3 separate regions of the Homo sapiens genome follow, and regions 1 and 2 are each linked to region 3. Evidence: chromatin loops called from intact Hi-C (ENCODE). Cell type or tissue: OCI-LY7. All regions are shown on one strand. Each heading gives the region's core, and the rest is flanking DNA. Links, peaks and the distances in the headings are about the cores only. Region 1 has its middle 36 kb from the start of RSPH1. Region 2 overlaps PRDM15 (PR/SET domain 15). Region 3 overlaps ABCG1 (ATP binding cassette subfamily G member 1).

Evidence for each region. Peaks named below come from ENCODE experiments on the same cell type or tissue, not always from the same donor. Only the 100,000 strongest peaks of a DNase experiment are listed, where the experiment ranks them.
Region 1: a loop joins it to region 3, with 2.8 times the contacts of the local background. A loop is called at or near these places in 5 of 110 quality-filtered maps.
Region 2: a loop joins it to region 3, with 5 times the contacts of the local background. A loop is called at or near these places in 4 of 110 quality-filtered maps.

The regions. Positions count from the first base shown.
Region 1 is chr21:42,457,501-42,463,771 of GRCh38, reverse strand. No RefSeq gene overlaps it. Among named protein-coding and RNA genes, the nearest start is that of RSPH1, 36 kb to the left of the region's middle. In OCI-LY7, for the core only: no CTCF peak of the experiment used is centred there; DNase peaks (open chromatin) are centred at 1,021, 1,416, 2,761 and 3,211; H3K4me3 peaks cover 3,767 bases; H3K27ac peaks cover 3,952 bases.
Region 2 is chr21:41,859,257-41,866,673 of GRCh38, reverse strand. It overlaps PRDM15 (PR/SET domain 15), which reads left to right. Exons shown (of 24, transcript NM_001040424.3): 2 at 6,302-6,347; 3 at 6,989-7,082. The coding sequence starts at 6,311. Among named protein-coding and RNA genes, the nearest start is that of PRDM15, 16 kb to the left of the region's middle. RefSeq lists enhancers at 950-999, 1,300-1,359, 1,880-1,969. In OCI-LY7, for the core only: a CTCF peak has its summit at 4,489 (motif pointing right); DNase peaks (open chromatin) are centred at 3,153, 3,933, 4,493, 5,133 and 1 weaker place; H3K4me3 peaks cover 3,321 bases; H3K27ac peaks cover 3,548 bases.
Region 3 is chr21:42,229,986-42,237,915 of GRCh38, reverse strand. All of the region lies in intron 2 of ABCG1 (ATP binding cassette subfamily G member 1), which reads right to left. Among named protein-coding and RNA genes, the nearest start is that of ABCG1, 15 kb to the right of the region's middle. RefSeq lists an enhancer at 598-647 and silencers at 2,920-2,989, 3,000-3,199. In OCI-LY7, for the core only: CTCF peaks have their summits at 2,845, 3,943 and 4,150; DNase peaks (open chromatin) are centred at 3,025, 4,175, 4,725 and 5,265; H3K4me3 peaks cover 4,812 bases; H3K27ac peaks cover 5,000 bases.

The sequences.
Region 1 (6,271 bases), core at 1-5,000, 230 kb before region 3:
TTTACCATAATTAGCAATTCATCCAGTCAATAACTATTTCTGGAAAGCTAAGGGTGTGCCAGGCACTGTGCCTGGGGCTGGGGTAGGCCAGGGATGCCCTCCAAGCATTCGTTATTCGGACCCCGTATTAGAAAGTTGGTAGAGAAGCAAAAGTGGTCAGACTGCCTTGAAAATATTTGCCACAAACGCACCATTTAAAGGCTGCACCCTCACTGAACACCTGCCCTGTTTAGCCTGAGCATCTCTCTGCCTCTAACCATTGTGTCCACGCCCTTGGCAATCAGTTTTTCTGATTGTCAAATTTTCCACAACACAATACAAATATAACACCAATGGATGGCAAAGGGAAATTTTCAATCTTGGAAACGCTGTAAGGTTTCATGGAATTGATTAACATTATGTGGGGGACTACTCAAATTATACACAAAGCTACTGACAAAGGAGGTTCTGGAAAAATGAGACTAAGTAACAATAGGGTATGAGACTGTCAACAACTAGTCCTTTGTTTCCTTACTTAGGGGGATAAAAGAAAAAACAAACAAACAGAAACAAACCAGCCCTGACAAAACAAATAATTTAATTCAAAGGATGATGAAGAGCTCTTGGGAAAATTAAAGGCCATACATATTTTTGTAAAAATGACTCTTTTGCTGAACACATGATGTATTAAGTCAAACATGAAGTTAAAAATGTTGCGTTCTGCTATCATAAAACATAGTCAGAAAATGTATAAGAACTCTACTGCCACCATTAATGTTGACTTACTATTATTTTAAGAATTTGGGCATAGTTGCAATTTTGCCTAATTTACCTTTTCAAAATACAAGGTAAAATGGACCAATGTTCATAATTTTTAATTGATCAAGATAGACTCTAAATCAAACCCTACTTCTCACTATTTACTTTGTATTTTGGTTTAACAGGATATGCTGTGCATGACTTTGTACTGTTTATCTCCTGATAAGGAGAACTTCCTGCTGTGTTAATTTGCATAATTACCTTTGTGCTGACCCTCCCCCTCACTGAAATGTGAGGTCTGTGAAGGCACCATCCTCTCAGTCAGGATCCCAGCAGGAAACAGATGGCCTCTCGCCATAGGAGAGTTCAAGGGCCCTCATGTTGGAACCCTGTGATAAAGGTGGCAAACCGCCTTAAGTCTGGTACCTGGGATTTAGCCATGAGGCAGGATTCTTCCTAGCAGACCTGGGCTTTCCCCACCTAAATATGTCAAGCAGCACTTAGTAGGTCTCTGTCTCATGTCTGGGGTGCCTGTGACCAAGGACCCATTGCCATAGACAATTATGGGTCAAAATACTGTTACCTGCGATCCCTCGCTCCTTGGGGCATTGAGACCTGCCTTGTCTCTGATGGTTAAGAGCCGCCCCTACTCTGGTGCTTAGAGTGGCGCTGCCTCCAGCCCACAGAGGACGGCCCACAGAGCTGGTGAAGGACTCACCAATGCATTTCCTCTCTTCCTCCGGGCCCCTTGGGGAAGAAGCATATTAGGGAAGGTCTGAGTCAGTTGCAAATAGTAGGCACCTTTCTACATTTCTATTTCCTTGAGTCTTTGAGCTCTGTTCTCTAGAGCGTGCCAGGATTTCAAGCTTTTCAATCTCATTAACTTTGTCCAATTAGCCAACCTGGAGGATTATTAACCACTTTCTCAGGGGTTGAGCCAACATATTAAACCCTGAAACCCAGCCTAATCCAGGCTCGCTCTCTTCCATGTGGGGCAGGCACTGTCAGACTCCACCCCACACTTGCTCCCAGGCTCTAGCTGCTACCTGCTAGAGTGGACCTGCAGCTCCATGTTGAGGCAATCTCCTCCCAGGGGGGTCTTGGGCCCTCCTCACCCTGCCTCTGATGGTCTCAACTGTTTTCTGGGACTGGAGGCAATGAGAGGTGTGATGTGGGTCCTGGGGAAGTGGCATCAGCTCAGGAGGCAACTTCCCCAGGTGCAGTCATTGCAAGGCTTTTTAATAGAGGAGTGTTGGGTTCCATGGGGGATGGGAGGTGAAAGGAGGAGAGAGGAGGGGAGAAAGAGAAGGGAGAGCAAAGGGGAGCTGCCTCTGTAGACAACAGGGGTTCAGGGGAATTGGCAGCTCCAAATTTCCAGCCTCTCTTTCTTCTCTGCCCAAATCTCTCCATGTGTCTTTCCCCATGGACACCTTGTATTAGTCTGTTCTTGTACTGCTGTAAAGAACTACCTGAGACTGGGTAATTTATAAAGAAAAGAGGTTTAATTGACTCAGGGATCTGCAGGCTGTATAGGAAGCATGGCTGGGAAGGCCTCAGGAAACTTACAATCATGGCGCAAGGCGACAGGGAAGCAGGCACCTCTTACAAGATCAGGGCAGGAGGAAGAGAGAGAAGGAGGAGGTGCCACACACTTTGAAACCAGATCTCGTGAGAATTCTATCACGAGAAGAGCAAGGTGGAAATCCACCCCCATGATCCAGTCACCTCCCACCAGGCCCCACCTCCAATACTTGGGATTACAATTGAACATGAGATTTGGGTGGGGACATATCACACCCTTTCCTGGTAAGAGATCAGGCAGGGTTGAGCATTTAATCGGAACCTCAGTGCTGCTCCTTATAATCAGGCCCATGCTTGGCCCTTGGCACAGATGTCCTGGGACCAGAGAGATGAGGGATCCCTTCAAAGCTGCCCTGGAAGCCGCTGGGTCTCTGCACCTGTTCTTAATTGTATGCTTGTGGTTTTACATTTCTCCTTTTCCCTGGGCAGGTGCCCTAGGGGGATGGTGACTGTGGCTCTGTGATCTCTAGTTGCCATAGTGACTGAGCACCACACGGACCTCCACGCTCTGCCTGCTGCCTGCACTTCCGCCCGTGCTATCCCTGAAGAGAGTTTCAGGAGCGGCGCCTGCTGTGGTGACTTGTGCCCCATTACTGACCAGCAAGGAAGTGACCTACACTTGCGGGTGACCCAGAGTCCAGTGCTAGGAGGTAACAGCAGCCCATTTGCCATTGTGAGCACCCCTGGGAGTCCCATCAGAATCAGAGGCTCCACACCCCTCCCTCAGTGCATGAACCATCCCTGTGTGGCCTGCTCCTAAGACCTTGACCACATTTCCACCACAGTCCTGTGGAAGCTGGCACACGGTAAGGGTTCCTGGAAGGCAAGTGATAGTCTCTGCAGCTCCCCAGTGAACCCGGGGCACTCCAGCCCTGCCCTCACACCCCACGTCACCTGGGGAAATGATACGGTTTTCGCCCACAGCTGAATCTTTGTAGCGAGAACTTCCTACTCAGAGCTCTTAGTGAGCCCCTGGACAAAACCCAAAATGCTCAGGAGCCATGATCAAGGGTGGGGGCCAGGAGGGAAGTGGAGAACTGGGGCTGCTTTGGGGAGGGGCCACTGCTCGGCAGAGCCTCAGATCACAAGGGGGAATTTCTGTGGATGAAGAGCCTGCAATTTGATTCTTCATCACATTGTAGGAAGAAAAAAAAAAAACACGTGTATACAAATGGCATAGACACACACACATAGATACATATACACACACACATCTGTAGTTATGAAGTCGCAGGATCATCTTCCTGTCATATAGGAGTCTTGCCTTTGAGGAAACCTGACCTGAACACCTGACTGCCAACCTCCCAGGGCCATTCTTTGTATTGGATCTGTAGTGGCATTCCTCCACAAAGCCACTTCCCCAAGAGAAATGATTCTCAGGTTGAGCTGCATCAGAATCACCTGGAGAACCTGTCCAATCACAGATGGCTGGGCCCCATCCCAAATTTCGGATCCACGCCTGAGCATGTGCATTTGCAGCAAGTTTCCAGTGGGGACAGGTGCTGCTAGTCCAGGGGCCACATTTTGAGAACCATCAGCTTTCACGGCTCAGTGTAACAGTCGTCCAGTTCAAAGACTGGTAACTTCCAGGTTACATCAGCGTCACAGTTAGCTAGCTCTGTGATCTCTGCGTGTTGTATAATTTCTTCATTGCAAATCTCACATGTTGCCTTGAGGATTGCATGAGGGAGTGCAGGGAACGAACTTCGTTTGACACCTCCACGTGGGAAGCCCCTACCTGGTAGTTATTGGTGCTGCATGGTTAAATCCACTCAGTTTCATTTTATCCACTTGCAATCCAGAACACAGCTGCTGCGTAAGATAAATTTATTTGAAAACAATTTTCTAGAACTTGGATTTGTAAGAGTATGTAAAACAGAGTGTGGAAGGCCAGGTTTCACTAACGCAGGCCTCCATAACAACTGCTTCAGTACTGACCGAGTAGTTAAGTTAAATATTAAAAGCTAAGAAAAGCCAGTGCCCCTATACAAAGGCTGAAATGTAACAAAAGCCCACCAAGGGTTTTGCCCAGGCCTTTCCTGGGCCTTAACGCATGACAAAATAATGAAAGAATTCTTAACAGGACCCATTTAGGATTAAACAAGTTTTACTGGGGTTAAAAAACTCCCCAGGCTTCCACAAACAAGTTTATTGGAAGTCTGAAGGAACTCCCCAGACCTCCAAGATTTAGCAGAAGTCAAGATAAGGGTAATCACCCCAGCACCTGGACTCATTTAGATAAGTAAATTTACTGAGGCTGCAGAGGAAGGTCTTCAGGACTCAGACATTAGTTACAGATTAAAATAAGTTAATCACTTAAGTCTTCAGATGAATGCACACTTACATGTAGACATAGAGCTTAGAAGGTATACAAGCTCTGGAAAACTTTGTAATTTTGAGTTGGTCTAGTGATAATTTCCAGGCCTTCTCCCTGTAACTGGTTTCAGAAATAAAAACTCTCCTCCTCCCCAGTTCATCTGCATCTCATTATTGGGCCACAAGAAATAGCTGCCCGACACTCAGCCTGGTCCGGGAACAAGAGTACACTGCATTCCCGGATTTTACTGCTTTTTGCAAATACAATAAAAAGGAGTGCCCACAAAATTAGAAACTTTGACAGATTAGAGGCTATATTAATATCATAAAGAGTGTTATAACTAGGTTATATTAGTTTTACCACCACAATAAAAACAACTATTGAAATAGAATGATACACAACTAAACTCTGGGGATTATTTTATTCACTTTTAATATGACCACAGTTTATGGAATGGGGACTATGATCAAACACTGCGTATGGAGTCAGGCTTGGGCAGGAGTGGGGGTGGCTATGTGGAAGGAGCATGGAGTAGTAAACTCATGTTGCATCCCTGCAACGTCATGGCAAGATATGTATGTGAGTAAATAATAATACAGCAGCCAGGTGTGGTGGCTCATGCCTGTAATCCCAGCACTTTGGGAGGCCAAGTTGGGTGGATCAGGAGGTCAGGAGATTGAGACCATCCTGGCTAACATGGTGAAACCCCGTCTCTACTAAAAATACAAAAAATTAGCCGGGTGTGGTGGTGGGTGCCTGTAGTCCCAGCTACTCGGGAGGCTGAGGCAGGAGAATGGTGTGAACCTGGGAGGCGGAGCTTGCAGTAAGCGGAGATCATGCCACTGCACTCCAGCCTGGGCAACAGAGTGAGACTCCATCTTTAATAATAATAATAATAATAATAATAATAATAATACAGCGCAGAATGAAGAGAGGTATGTGGAAGAGGGACTGGAAGGGGGTTGGTGGCTAAGGGACGGAGGAACCAACCTGAGCTCATGTAATTACAACCCTAGACTGCCTGTGCCACTTCGAAATCTGGCTCCTGTGTTGTGCGAACATGGTAAGAGTGTCGCTTTCAACCAACGCCCCAAAATGTAGACAACTCAGAAATTAACAGAATCATCCAAATACCCTAACCATCATAAAGATATATGTAAAGTGCTCTATCAGTTGCCATTGGCTATGGGTTCAGGGAACACTGGCCTCTCTGTGCCTCACCCGGTGGGTGTGACAAGAGCTGGCCCTCCGTGGGGCCCACGGGAAGCCCTTGGGCATTGGTACCAGTAGCCTAATATCCCAATCTAATTAAAAAATTAAAAACATGTTATATCAGCTTTCTTGAAGTATATTTTGTAGACAGTAAAACATCCATTTTAAGTGAACAGTTCAATGAGTTTGGACAAATGTAGGCAACCATGTGACCACCTAATATGGTTTGGCTGTGTCCCCACCCAAATCTCATCTTGAATTGTAGCTCCCATAATTCCCACATGTTGGGGAGGGACCTGGTGGGAGATAAGTGAATTGTGGGGGCAGTTTTCCCCATACTGTTCTCGTGGTAGTGAATGAGGCTTGCAAGATCTGATGATTTTTATAAGGGGCTTCTGCTTTCGCTTGGCTCTCATTCTCTGT
Region 2 (7,417 bases), core at 2,396-7,395, 370 kb after region 3:
TTTTGTTTGAGCTGATAAGATGGTCTTGTGGGTGCCAGGCTGCAGATTCCAAGAACAGCATTGTTGGCTTGCAAGATTTCTTCAGTAGCACAGGCTTTGTTTGAACTTTCTTTCAAGTACGTGAACCAGGAACCCCATACACAGGCTTAGTGTCAAGTGGAGGGAAGGCAGCGGCCTGGCCAAAGCCAGACCAGGGTGGTCCCTGGAGGCCACTAAGGAGAGAGACCCCAGGCCGGGGCCACCTCCTGTCATGGACGGGGGATGGCAGAGGCCAAGCGCAGGTCATTGTGGTAGCATTGGAACCTTGCTAGGTGCTTTGTAAATATCGAAAACAATAATATAAAAGTTTAAAATCCCTTTTTATATGGAACATGTAAAATTTCTCCTCCAGATCTTAGTGCTAATCTGACTAAACTTCTGAACTTTCTTGGCGTAACTTGTGCAAATGAAACATTTGGAACTTTCCAACCACTCTTAATTATCTGGAGGTGAAGAAGGTGTCAGGTCAAAAGATTTATCAGGGCTCTCTTATACATAGGGTGCTACATACAAAATACATAAGAATTGAACAAAAGGAGTGAGTGGAAAAGTCACTTTTAAGCTTCTGTCTTTCATGGTTAAAGATCTAGTAGAGGCTGGGCGTGGGGTCTCATACCTGTAATCCAAAATGGGAGGCTGAAGCAGGAGGATTGCTTGAGGCCAGGAGTTTGAGACCAGTCTGGCCAACATAGTGAGACCAAATCTCTACAAAAAATTAAAAAATTAGCTGGGCATGGTGGTGCGTGCCTGTAGTCCCAGCTACTTGAGAGGCTGAAGCTGGAGGATCGCAGGAGGTCACGAGTTTGAGGCTATAGTGAGCTGTGATGGGACCATTATACTCCAGCTTGGGTGACAGAGCAAGACTGTGTCAAAATAAAATGAAAGAAAATAAATCTAGTAGAAAAAACAGACCATGTGCATGACATTATGTGAAACTGAGATAGTGGTTTAGGAAGAGTCAGCTTTTTGGGGGGATCACAGAGGATGTGAGAGTAATTGAAGGGAGCAAGGTGTCAGGGAGGGTGAGGTTAGGGCTCTGTCTTGAAAGACGGTGGAACCCCCATGGTGGACTGAGGGGAAGTGGCTGTGCCTGGGGTGGACCTCGCGTCCACAGCCTGGGGTGTGTTAGGGGGTGTACCAGGAAGTGGCTGATTCTCTTATCAGACGTTGACCTGTCCCGTGTGCTGGTGCCGAGGAGGGTCCAAGTATATCCCACTGTGCAAGGCTGCCACAAGCCTTGCCCTCTTGGCCGTTGAAGTGTGGTGGGAGAGACATGAGATCAGTCACACACAGGCATGGCTACACGGGTGACGGTGCTGTGAAGGAAATCGCAGAGCGCTTTTAGAAAGCATGCCACGCTGTGGACAGGTGGATCAGGGAGACCCTCCCTGAAGAAGTGACGTTAAGCTAAGACTGAGGAGTGAGCAGGCATGGCAGAGAGGGCTGGGGAGTGAGGAGTGAGCAGGGGAGTGAGGAGTGAGCCGGGGAGTGGGGAGTGGGGACTGAGGAGTGAGCAGGCATGGCAGAGAGGGCTGGGGAGTGAGGAGTGAGCAGGGGAGTGGGAACTTGCAGAGAGGGCTGGGGAGTGAGGACTGAGCAGGGGAGTGGGGAGTGGGGACTGAGGAGTGAGCGGGCATTGCAGAGAGGGCTGGGGAGAGGGCCAGCCTTGGGGGGCGAGCATGTGGAAAGGCCCAGAGGCAGGACCCAGCTTGGCGTTCCGGGAAGCGTGGCTGGAGAGGGTGGGGGTGGGGAGGTGAGGTGAGAAGGCTGCTGAGAAAGGCAGTGCCTGGTCATGTGCAGGAGTTTGGGTTTTGTTCCTGGGACAGTGGGAAGCCAGTGAAGCTTCAGGCTGGCAAGCGATGTGATTGGATTTATGTTCTAGAAGAACTGCTCTGCAGTGTGGAAAATGGGTTGGCGGCCCAGGCAGAGGAGGAAGAGTTATCTGGAGACCCTTTGCAGCCTTACAGGTGGGAGAAAGTGGGATGTGGCCAAGGGAGGTAGTAAGGGGGGCTGCAGGTAGTGGGTGATGGGCGGGTGTCAGAGGGAGGCGAGAGAGGTCACAGCGGTTCCAGGTCTCTCTGACAACTGCGTCCTAAGATGTAGGAGGTGGGGGCAGAGAGACTTTGTCAGGAGCATCCAGATGTTTTTACTTTTTGACATGTTGGTTTTTGGGTTGCCTGTTGCCTTCTGAATGAAGATGCAAATGATTTTCCTTTTATAGATTGTGTTTTTGGTGACAAGCCTAAAAACTGTGGCTTGCCCTAGAGCCCAAAGATTTTCTCTGTTTTTCTAAGTTCTATTATTATTTAATATTTTATGTTTTAAGACTGTGATCCATTTTGAGTTAATTTTCTAGTAAGATATGAAGTTATAGTTCATTTCTTTGAATGAACTGTGGATGCCCAGTTGTTCCTGCACTAACTGCTGAAATGGTTGCCCTTCCTCGCTTGGATTTTAAAATCCAATCCGCTTTTGTCTTTGTAAAAAAATGCAGGCCAGGCGCGGTGGCTGACACCTGTAATCCCAGCACTTTGGGAGGCCGAGGTGGGCAGATCACGAGGTCAAGAGATCGAGGCCCTCCTGGCCAACATGGTGAAACCCCGTCTCTGCTAAAAATACAAAAATTAGCTGGGTGTGGTGGCACGTGCCTGTAATCCCAGCTACTCGGGAGGCTGAGGCAGGAGAATCGCTTGAACTTGGGAGGCGGAGGTTGCCGTGAGCTGAGATCGCGCCACTGCACTCCAGCCTGGGCGACAGAGCAAGACTCCATCTCAAAAAAAAAAAAAATGCTTTGGGCATGTTTGTTTAGGTCTATTTCTGGGTTGTCTGTTTTGTTCCATTGATTTCTGTCCACCTTCTCACCGGTATCAAAGTTTTTATGATGGTAGCTTGATAATTAAGTTTGAAGTCAGGTAGACTGAGTCTGTCACTTCAGCCTTCTTTTTCAAAGTTGTTTTTAACAGGTGTCTTCACGGAGCGTTCCGTGTAAGGAACCTGAAGTCACCCCCCATTTGCCTGAAGTCACCCCCCATTTCCCGTTTACCACCAGGTTAGATGCAGATGGTCCTGGTCTGAGCTTAATTGACATTTCTGATAAGTTTGGTTTCCTGATATTATTACTGTGGTCTTACTGTGATGGCAGGTGTGTTTAGTTAGTTTTTGTAGTAGTAGTCATATAAATTGTAAAGAGATTTTTCAGGCAGAGCAGTGGTTCTCAGACTTGAGCTGCATCCGAACCACGTGGAGGGTTTTGCAAACAGAGTGCAGGGCCCTCTGCCAAGCCTGATTCATCAGGTCTGGGGGTGGGAGGCAAGGATGTGCATTTCTGAAATGTTCCCAAGCAGTGCTGGCACTGCTGGTTCCTGGTCCAGGGACCACATTTTGAAATCACTAATGTAAGGTAAGTCTTCCCAGGATTGGTGGTTGAGATAGGGGGACCTCACACTTTTTTTTTTTTTTTCTTTTTGAGGTGGAGTCTCACTCGGTCGCCCAGGCTGGAGTGCAGGGGCGTGATCTCAGCTCACTGCAACCTCCACCTCCCTGGTTCAAGCGATTCTCCTGCCTCAGCCTCCCGAGTAGCTGGGATTACAGGCACGTGCCACCGCGCCTGGCTAGTTTTTGTATTTTTAGTAGAGATGGGGTTTCACCATGTCGGCCAGGCTGGTCTCGAACTCCTGACCTGAAGTGATCGCCCGTCCTCATCTCTGAAAGTGCTGGGATTACAGACGTGAGCCACACGCCTGCCCAGGATCTCGAACTTCTAGTTCTTTTTTCCTCTCCTTTTCCCTGAAACAGTACTTCCTGTGTGCCTTGTTCTGGGATGTCTTGTGTGCCTTAGAGGTCTGGAGACCACACTTCCCCTTCTATGAAGGCACTTTCTGAGTGTTAAAGGGAGTTTTGCCAAGACAGCAAAGACTTTGAAGATGCTCCGTTTATCAGGCCTGATCTGCAGCCCAGGGTGGCTGTGGCCTCTGATCTTGGGCCCAGAGGAGCCGTTTTAGAGAGGCCTCATTTTGGGGACCAGATGCTGCTAATCGGGACCCTTATTGCCAGGACTCGGACATTTACATAGAATCAGAGTGCAGCACAGGGGGCTAAAACCCTGCTCTCCAGCTTCCCTCGCCCCTCTCTTCTGGGTTTCCTCTCCCAGCAGCTCCGCTCAGAGGGGACCTTTTTTGGGGGCACCTAGAAGGGGTGGGCAGTCTGTGAGAGGTGTAGGCCAGAGGCAAGGTCTGCCCCGGGGAGAGGCGGCCACACAAGGCCTCAGGGGATTCGTGCAGGCTCCCAAGTAAGCAAGGCCAGGACGACTTCCTTCCATCCTCCCACTCCGATTCCAATACCTTTGTTGGGACTCTGTGTTCTGCGGTGATCTGACCGCAGTGTGGGGCGCCTCTTAAGGCCTATCGTTCCCATCGCCCAAGCTCCTGACCGTGAGTCACGTGGGTTCCTGCAGGGGGCACGCAGGTCCTACACCTCCAGTAGCACAGCAGCAACTCATGAAAGCGTGCGCCCTCCCCACCCCACTCTGGGTTTCTTCTGCCCTTTGTCCTGTTCATCTCCTGCTCACTGCCCAGCTGAGCCCCCATCCCAGACTGGTCCCTATTTGCGCCGAGGTGCCCATCCACAGGAACTGGGGCAGGCAAGGCCGAATGCGGCTATGAAACTGAGTCACACTTGCTAGAGCCGCACGAGATACCTTTGAACGTGAATGTGTGTTCCCAGGAAAAGAAGATACAGTGCTGTTTTGGGAGAAAATTTCACCCCCCTCCCCTTGTTATTTCTGGCATTTTAAGGGCAAATTGGAACTCTCTTTCCTCTGCCTCACTTCCTTGTAGCTAACTCACTCTCCTAACTTGAAGTTTTCAACCCGGCACTGCTCTCAGACACACAAGTTCAGTGACTGTGAGTTTCCATATGAGTTTTGCACGGTCTGCTTTTCACCCTTCAAGCTGCTGGGGATGAGCGGGGTGGAGGGCGTGTGGAATCAGCATTCAAGAAGTGCCAGCATGCACACTTTCCTAAACCACTCAGCAACGGGCATCAGAGAAGCAGGTTGCAGGAAGGACATGCCGGTGCGCACAGTTGGGGATTGGGGGGGGGCAGAGGAGGAATAATCATTTGGTGGCACATACTGTGTGTATCTCACTTTATGCTCCTCCCAAACTGCATGAGGTGGGTGTTTTTATTTCCATTTTACAGCCCAGGAATGTGAGGCCCCAGAATGAACAATGTCTAGATCCACCCTGTGAATATATGTGTGTGGGGGGTGTCAGTTTATGCTCATCTACCCACTATGCAAGTGTTTCTGGAGGTGAACCTCAAGGATGGATAGGGAATAGAATTATTGGATCTGATAACAGCTTATGTGGGAGCACGAGAGTCCTCCACAACGTCACGCATTGATTTAGTCCCCAGAGAAGCAAGTGTTTATGGGGCACCAGGCATAGGTTAGGAGTGAGGGGAAAAAAAGTGACAACCGGCTTTTTAAAAATGGTGATATAGGTGGGCACGATGGCTTGTGCCATAATCCCAGCACTTTGGGAGGCTGAGGTAGGAGGATTGCTTGAGCCCAGCAGGTAGAGGCTGCAGTGAGCCTTGATCACACCACTGCACTCCAGCCTGGGCGACAGAGCAAGACCCTGTCACCAAAAAAAGGTGATATATTTGTTTTAAAAATGGAAATTGATGGCTAATATGAAAAGATGAAAGTCTGAGTTCATGAGGCCATTCAAATCCATTGCTTTCATTAAAAATAACATTATTTGAGGTGAGAAGATGTTTCAGGGATCCCAGCCCCATCCCACAATAAGAGGAGACCCCACTGTGTGCTCTCTTTAGAACACCACGTAATGTTCCTGTACTGGCTGGAGGAGGCCTTTAGTAGGAATTGTCTTTAAACATTATTTTGGTAAGAGGCCAGGCACGGTGGCTCACACCTGTAATCCCAGCACTTTCAGAGGCCGAGGCAGGCGGATCACAAGGTCAAGAGATCGAGACCAGCCTGGCCAACATGGTGAAACCCCGTCTCTGCTAAAAATACAAAAATTAGCTGGGTGTGGTGGCTCACACCTGTAGTCCCAGCTACTCAGGAGGCTGAGGCAGGAGAATCACTTGAACCTGGGAGGCAGAGGTTGCAGTGAGCCAAGATCCTGCCACTGTACTCTATCTATCCTGGGCAACAGAGGGAGCTCAATTTCAAAAACAAAACAAAAGTATTTTGGTAAGAGCTTGTCATTAATGAGGCTCTCTTGTATCCTGACAGGTGTCAGAGATGGCTGAAGATGGGAGCGAAGAGATCATGTTCATCTGTAAGTGACCCAGGGACCTGTCCCAGGTCCGAGACCAGCCCTATGTCATAGAACACAGATGGGCGTGGCGCTTGCTGTCTGGGCAAAGCCACGTCTACATTTGGTTTTTATAATATAGAAAAGCTATATATTTAAAATTTCCCTATGAAACATTTATTTAATAAGCAGTACACTACAGGGGTATGGTTTTAATAGGATCACCTTTCTCAGAACTCCTGGCCGAGGGCACTTTGCAGGGGGTAGCACTTGATTCAGAAAAGTAATCCAGGGCTAGGCAGGAGGGATGAACCTGCTAACATTGGCCATTTTCATTTATGCTCATTCTTTGGGGAGGGTCTTGGTCTTCGTCACCATGGAGGTGACCGTGCTTGATTTGAGGCGTGCGGCGGAGCTAGAGCTTTCCCTGGGGGCGTGTCCTGCCTTTGCACTCCTCATGTGTGCACGAGTGCTGACAGAGGCCTTCGGGACACAGGCCTTCTGCCATCCAATGCACCCTCCCTTGCTTGTCTTTGCAGTGTCGGCATGCATGTGTCTCATGACTCTGGGTCACCCTCATGGGGCCAGGGTCCCCATTTCCCAGGTTTGTGTTCTTTAGGTGTCTCCCTCCCTGGGTGCTCTAATGCCCGGATGTCTGCTTGCAGGGTGTGAAGACTGCAGCCAGTACCACGACTCCGAATGTCCCGAGCTGGGCCCAGTGGTCATGGTCAAAGACTCCTTTGTGTTAAGCAGGGCAAGGTGAGTGACCGCCGTGAGCTCCCGGGCCTTCCATATGCCAGCTGCGGCAGGAGCCTAGTGGCCTTTGGGTCTGCAGACGGGGAGGAAGGAGCCTGAGGGAGAACAGAGGCACTCTGAGTGAGAGCCAGCGATTCCGCTCCCACTGTGAACTGAGCAGCGTTGCTGCCGGGACACACCAAAACACGTGCTTCAAAGCTCCAGAGTGAGTTTCTTTGATCCACTCCAGGGTTCTTAGCTGGAGCCCAGCTGTTCCCGACACAGTGTGTGGAGGCTGCAGAAGAGTGGACTTGCCAAGGTGGTTGACGTGCTGAGCACCAGCAGCCAAGCTGGAGGTC
Region 3 (7,930 bases), core at 1,216-6,215:
GAGGTGGAGCTGGCATTCAAGAGTAGGCTGCTTGACCCAGAATCCAGGCTCTTACCATTCCCCAGCCACCCCTCTGTCCATCCACGGTGCTGTGCGGCCAAAGAAACAGCCCTCAGAAACCACCTGCGTGAAGCTTAGTCAGAGGTGGCTCATGGGTTTGACACAGCAAGGGAAGATCAAAACAGCCCAGCATCTCAAGGCTCTTGGTTTTCCTCTCTACTTCTCCTCTCTACCAAGCTGTCTTTGAGGGTAAAAGTATAGGCTCTTCTACTGTGATTTAGCTTTTTGTGATTCCATTCATTCATTTGCATGCCAGCTCTGAGCCAGGCACTGGCTGGGCAGCTGAGACGCAGGGGTAATTTTGGAAGCTCAGAAGAGAAGCACAAAATCCCATGCTGAGTGCCATAATCCCATGATCGTAGGGGCAGAGGAGTACGAAGAGTAACCAAGAAAGACTCTCCTGGCCACAGGGTTAAGGGTGAATGAAGGAAGGCTTCCCCTAGCCTGGGGAGATGAGGTGGGTTCTTGGTAGAGAGAGTGGCCCAAAGAAAGCACAAATGCTAGAATGACTGGCAGTTCAGCCTGGCTAGCCCATGGGGAGTGGCTGCGGAGACGCAGGGCTGGGAGAGAAAAAGGGCTCCAAGAGAGCCCTGCTGGCCAGGCTAAGCTCTTTGAAATTCATATTCTAGAGACTTAGCCAACTCAGATATTGAGGTATAGTTCTCAAGAAGCACAGAACGCCCCTGGGAAGAGAGAAGGTGACAAAATGATGCTGCCCATTTTCCTCTCTAAACCAGATGAAATTCAGAGAAAGGCTGCTGGGTTTGGGCAGGGGCACATGGCACATTTATGACAACTGAAGGGGAGGAGGCCTAGAGGCACAAGGCTGGATGGCCTCCTGCTCACACCATTCAGGACACGGCCATTTTCTGGACAAACTCATTCGCAGGTCTTCAGAAACAGGAAACCTGCAGCTTCTGCTGTAATTCTTAACGTGAGTGCTGATAAATATGAAACTTAGTGAAAGGGCTCCTCCCTTTTTCACCAGACTTTTGTGTAGAGTACATTCTCATGTTAGTGACACTCATCCTTACTGTTTTTAGTAATGTAACACCATAGTTATCATAGATGTACCCTTCCTTCTTGTTGCAAAGGTTTTCATCCACCACCATCTCTGGTTTCCTGTGTGCCCCTGTTGGCTTAGTGGGTTTAGGCTTGGAAACTGTAATTTCTATATGGGCTTACAGAAATGCCAGCTCCACAGTCACAAAATCAAATAAGCAAGCAGGCAATGAAAACCCAAGAGTGCAAGGAAAAGCAAGCCCTTGGGTCTCTTTGCATTTGGTCAGGAGCCCAAAAGGTTGAGCAAAGCGTCTGAAAGACAATGTTTAACATTTCACAAAACACCTAAATTATGCCCAAAGGAACTAGTCCCGCCGGGTGTCTAGAGAAGGCCCTGGTCTCCAGAGACAGCAAAGCGTGGCACCTCCGACTCCACTGAGGTGGCCCCAGGCCTTGCGGATACTCAAACACAGTACAGCTGATGGAAATGATGTTTGTTATCACACTTTTGGGTTCACACACACAAAACTGTAATAGATGCCCTGGAAAACACTCCGTAAAGTTCAGCTGTCATCTGTCCTTGCCTCTAACCTGCCTAGGGTAGAAGTGACTCGGCAGGCAGCCGGGAAGCGTGACCTTGCCGCATGATCTCCGGATTCCAGCCGGCTTAGCGGAGCCAACGCTGCAGATTCCCAAGGGCAATTCCAAGGTTCCAAACCCCACCCTGGCCACTTTTCAGTGCTGACCCCAGAGAAGGCTCAGACATGCTTGGATCAACCCCAGGAGGCCCTGGCTCCCTTACAGCTTCACCCCACACTGTCAGCTAAAAACAAAACCAGCACGTTTTATAAGGAATCAAAAATCAACTGTCTCCTAGGAAAATTGTGCCACCTGAAGTAAAGACCTGTAAATCAAAAATAAAATTCAAAGGCCCCCTGAACCATGGGGATGGACTCCCTCCTTGGCCAGGGCACTCTAAAATTTCCCCTGAAAGACTGGTTCAGGCCATGACGGGAAGTGGCGGTCCGTCTGACATGCCTTATCGTAGCCTGTAACATTAACATCAACACAGACCTTAAGTCTGATACGAAGCATTTACAGTCTGTTCTCTCTCAAGCCTGCTGCCTGGAGGCCTCATCCGCATGATACAACCTAGGTCCCCACAGCCCCGTATCGTAACCCAGACATCCCTTTCTATCGATAATAACTTAACCAATTAGAAAAAAATTTAAATTTACCTATAACCTGGAAGTCCCCCTTTGGGCTGTCCCACCTTTCTAGACGGAACCAATGTACATCTTAAATATTGATCACTGTCTTACGTCTCCCTAAAAGTATGAAACCAAGCTGTTCCCGACCCCTTTGGGCACGTGTTCTCCTGGTCTCCTGAGGCTGTGTCACGGGCCATGGTCACTCAGGATAAATCTCTTTAAATGTTTTAGTTTGACTCTTTTCGTGGACACACCTCTCTGATTTAAACTGGAGTCTGGAAGATTCCCGCAGTCCCCCGACGCAGCTGAAGCCACAGGGGCGCAGACTCCACACACCCGCGGGCCGTTCCCCTGCGGACACCACACCAGCATTTGAGCGCCATTTCCATTCCCGGGGTCTCCCAGTCACCGCTCAAGCCTGAATGGAGCGCAGGCCGCCCCGGGTGGCAACACCTCCACCCTCAGGTCCACACTGGCGACCCTTCCTACTGCCAGCGCTCTCAGGCTTCCTGGACCGGTGTTCCTGGACCTGGGGAGGAGAACACCAGCACGCGCGGGGCGCCGGGATTTGCATGGCCCGGGTGATCCCCTATGCATAGGGCCGCCCCTGTCCCAGGGAGGCTGCGACCCCGCTCGGGGCTGCAGCTGCCTCCTCGCGCTTGGCAACAGCGCGGGGCGCCCGCAGCCAATCGCGCCGCTCCCCGCGCCGCCGCTCCGCCGCGGAGGTTACTAGCGAGCGTTGACCGGTAGTAACCCCGGCGCGGGCGGTGGCGGCGGATGGGCGGGCGCTGCACACGCGCGGCAGCGCGCACCCGCCCCGCCCGCACCTGCGCGCGCGAGGGGCTCCGGCAGCGCTGTTTTCTCCCGGGCGTTGAGCTCGGGCAAGAGCGCGAACGTCACCCTGCGTCCACAGGCCTGCAGAGTCAGCACCTGCACCAGCCAGAGAAAGGACGGGCTTTTTTACTCAGTATGGAGAGCCTGCGTTAGAGCTGACACTTAGTGGGCAGAGCCCGGCCTTCCGGGAGCCTGCACATCACCACGGGCCAGGATGAATCCCGCCCTGGGAGGGAACGTCTGGGTGGAGGCCAGGTGGCCTGATAACCCCAGGGCCAGGGTGGGCAGAGGTGTCCAGTGCAGCCCCCAGCCAGGTGCGGGGAGCTCCAGACAAAGGACAGAGGCCAAAGATGCCCCCATACCTGCATCCATGAAAGAATTCCCGGAACACGTGCCCCAGGAGGAGGAGAGGCCTTTTGTAGCTCCTCATTGTCAGCAGGGTTTGGGGTTTATGTCTTGGGTAAGGAAAACTCAACCCAGCTTATTTTATTATCTGGGTCTGAGCGATTGCAAAGAGATGAGTTCTCAGTGGCGCTTATAGAGGCAGGGAGTTGGGACTCCAGGTGTTAAGTCCAGTCCTGGACCTGCCCCCTACCTGCCAGCGGTCCTGGGCAGGCCCTCGTTCCCCCTCCACCCTCCTTCCCTTCTGGAGAAGATGCCCATACTGATGTGTGTCCCATGCTGCTCCCCAAAGGCTTAATGAGGCAAAGCGCCAAATAAAGCAAACACGATTTGCTCAGTAAACACCAGTTATTTTTAATTAAAACAACAACAACAAAAAAAAACACTTCTCCCAAAACAGTGGGAGGAGAGAAATAACAACTGAGAAATCCCATAAAAACTCCTGCCAAAAGGTTCACTTTCAAGACAGGCAGTTGAGATATCAGAGAGGGGGACTTTTTTGGTTGGAAGGCACCAAGTTGCCTTATAACAGTAAAAGAAACAGAAAGAACGTGACTCAGGTTCTGCCCTTCCAGCGGGTTCCACCCTTATCAGTTTACAGACAGCAAGAACCTTCCAGCAGGGGCGCCTGCCCACTGACCTGCACCCTGCGGATGCCGCAGTGATGCCCACCTCCCAAAGCAGGACTCTGACCTCATTTCCTGCAAGGGCCATGTGCTTCTTATTTCCTCCTCTCAAGGTAGCTCTGGATTGTAATGTATTTGGTTATTGTTCTGTACTTGGCTGGGCTTTTCCCCTTGATTTGTGAGCTTATTTCAAGACCAAGATTAACTTGGTCTACGGAGTTTCAAAAAACAGAACCTGGATCCACAAATGAACATTGCTCAAATACAGATTGCAGCTCAACAGACAGAAGCATTTTCTAAGAATGAGGGTTGTGCAAACATAGCCCGGCTGCCTGGGAGGTGTCAGTTCCTGGTTGCTGGAAGTGCTCAGACAGAAGCTGGCTGTCCCTTGTCAGAAATGGTGCAAGAAGGCTCCCTCCACGGGGCAGGAGGGCGGGCTACGGCAGCACGACTCCTTTTGGCTCCAAGATTTGGACTCTAAATATAGGTCTCAGCTGGATGTAATCACAGCCCTGAAGTCACCCTGGTGTGTCTTACTTTTGACACCAAATGCCATTTACCCCACAGAGCACGGAGGTGACAAACAGCACACAGCTGACAAAGTGGGAAGTGAAACTCTTGGCTGCAGGTCAGACTGGATCCCTGCAGGCCCACCCGCCACCACTCATGACTGAAAACCCATCTTTTTGCGTTTTTTCACAATGTGAGCAAAAACAGTCGGCACTGGGTACATTGTATTTGAGAGTAAGTTTCCTATGCAGGTGTTGGAACTTCATCAACTGAGTTTGATGAATGCACCTCCATGACAAATCCCTAGTTTTACGGTTTAGTCCTTCAGGATATATTTAATCTGACCCACATGGTTTTCTTTGTTCATAGCTAATCTGTTGATTCTAGAACTGAACTCAGAAAGAGCAGGTGTATGGTTACTAAACATTTTTCTTCCTGCCAATTTATAAACAAAAGAAACGGTGTCATGTTCAGCAAAATGTCACCTTTGGTGATTTCTTGGACTGGTGGATTAGGTTCTGGTTTATAGGGAGGGCCTCCATTTGAGAACGTGAACTTTTCAAGATACAAGCCTATTCAAGGCAGTAGAGGAAGGCAGGGGGGCACCCACCATGCAGGTGAAAACGATTGTGGTAAGAACATCCTCCAGCAGTTAAACAGTGACACCAACCCCCACGGAGCAGAGCACAGTCCTACAGAGTTGCACTGAAGGGGCCAGATGGTTCAAGAACAGGAGCACTCTCTGGGAAAATGACAAAGTATTAACATGTCCAAATAAAGAACCTGCCAATCTGAGGGTGGCAAAGAGAAAAGCAGACCCCAAGGCCAATGTTGGCAGAGCCATCTGAGCCTTGTCCAGGGAGGCTGCCACCGCTAACAACGCCACACTAAGGAGTCACACACCCAGATCCCAGGCCCAAGCTGGTGAGGGTTTGGTTTCCCTTGCAACGTGCTCACAGGGAGAAAATGTGCTGGCTGGAGGGGAGCATCTAGACCCCTTGGATATGAAGCCTGTCCAAGAAAGTAGCAAACCCCTTTGGTCTTGCACATGGCGGCTAAACATTCAACTCTCATGAATCTGCTGTGAGAGTTGGTCCATTCTCAAAATTTTTTCAAAGCCTCTTTGGGGCCCTGTAAGGCAGAGGGGTCAGAACTGTTCCAGAAGACCTCATCACCAAAGGAGTGCTACCCCTCAGGGCCTGAGTGGTAGCCCACCCACCTGGGGGCCACTGAGAACCTAGGAACTGGCCCCAGCGGGGAAGAGAAGGGTTCTCCAGTCCTCTGAATTCTCCAAGGCAGACTCTTTGTCAATGCCCCAGCCTCAAGCAAGCCATCCCTGCAAGTGGCCTGGGGCCACGACACTGCACCAGGGGTCAGCTGTCACCTCCATTAAAGGCAAAGGACTAAAAGAAATGTCCTGTGGGCCCACAAGAAAGCCCACTTTAGCACAACAGCCTCAAAGAAGCACAAAAGTAACTCACTTATGCTAGGGAACTATCCATCCCCCTTCAGCCTGAGCATCTGCCCCTCTCAAAACCCCTAGCCACAGGATCTCCACACTCTGCCTTTAACCGGGCTGCCTCCCCTCCCTGTTCTAGCAGGTTGGATCAAGTCACTAGCACTTGGTTGGAATCCAGTCTTCCCTTAATGGAATTCCTGAAAGGATTTATTCATGATGCCTTCCATGCACTTTAGCTGGCCTGTCATTACAGGCCTTGTGAAATGGCTATAGAAATTAAGAGAAAGCAACCCCGAATTTGAGAAAGGTGTCCAAATGCATTTTTATAGCGTAGAAGCAAACCAATACAGATAATCTGACTTGGCGCTGCCCGGAATATTTAACCCCTTCCTGGTTTTTGGCAAGGATGAGCCTGGAGGGTTGGGTTTCAAAGAAGGAGGCGACATTCCATTCCATCAGAGCGTCACCATGTGGAGGCCACGGCCTGACTGCAGATAGGAAAGAAAACGCTCTAAAGCCCCAGATATGACTACATTTGTTCTCAACCTGAACTTCGCCTCAAGGTAATCTTGGGAGGTAAATTTGATTTCTGAGAATCGCTTCACCTGTTGGAGAGAAAGCACGCCATGCACATCAGCCTCCCCTTCCTGGTGAGAAGAGGGAAGCTGGAGCCTCTCCAGAGGGACAGGAAATCCCTATAAATGGCCAATGGCCGCTGACATCCAAGCAGGCCAATTAAAAGGAAAATACATCAGTTTACAGCCAAGGCAACCCCACACCATTTCATAACACGGGGCTAGGCACAGCTGTGCCTTGGTGGTCCAGTCCTGTGCCCACGTCAGAGCTAAGCACTTGCTACGCTCCTTTTTGGCCTGAAATCCCACAGACCTGGTTCTGAGTTCCTTCCTCCCCACTCCTATGACCTTGGTCACGTCTCTGAGCCTCATGTCACAGGTTTCCACAGGAAGAATGTGCAGATCCTTCCTGAATCGGCCCCATGAGCCAAATGGATTGAAGAACGGCTATCATTCAGTCAACTACGCGTGGGAACCGCCGGGATCTCCTGGGGGATGGGCAGTGTACGAGTACCCAAGCATTCCATTTGTTCACTGTGGCCAATCACGCCCTAATAAAATGAGACCCTTGTGTGAATGGGCTCTGAAAGCAGCTTACGATAAAATCTGCTCATCCCCATCATCTTTACCTAAGAAGAATTTTATTCTGTGAACTTACTCTTAACCACATTCCTAAATGTTCTCAACATAGTGTCTACTCTGTAGGAAGAAAAGGCTGCTTTCAAAAGAGTCACACCTAAGGGTGAGGAGGAACAAATAAACCAGATCACTCTGATCTGTCCCCAGCGCAGTTTGTGTGACAGCACCAAAGCTGATATTGTTCCGAGCCATTTGTCCCATCAACACAAGCTACGTGAGTGAATTCCTTGAGGGAGAGTAATTACTGTATCTGAGGCCGGGGAAATTATCCTTGGGGTGTACTCCTCTCTCCTGAGAATAGTTCCTCTCACAATTATGTTTTCTGCTAGGAATCTATTATATGATCTAGTTTTCCCTCCAAAGACATCATTAGTCATATGGTGAAAATGTAACTACAATTGAAAATACAAGATGTTTTGTTAAAATGCCATATTCAACGCTTAGTAACTGTCAAGCTCAAAAGTTTTACAGAATCAGTGCCTGGCATCTCTTCTTAAAAATGCCGCTACTGTTTCCCGCATCGCCTTTCTTGTAAGGATTGTGAAGTTCTCCTTCTTTAAAATAATTACGTAGGACTTCATAAAGTTATTCTGGTCACAATGCTCAGCTTTG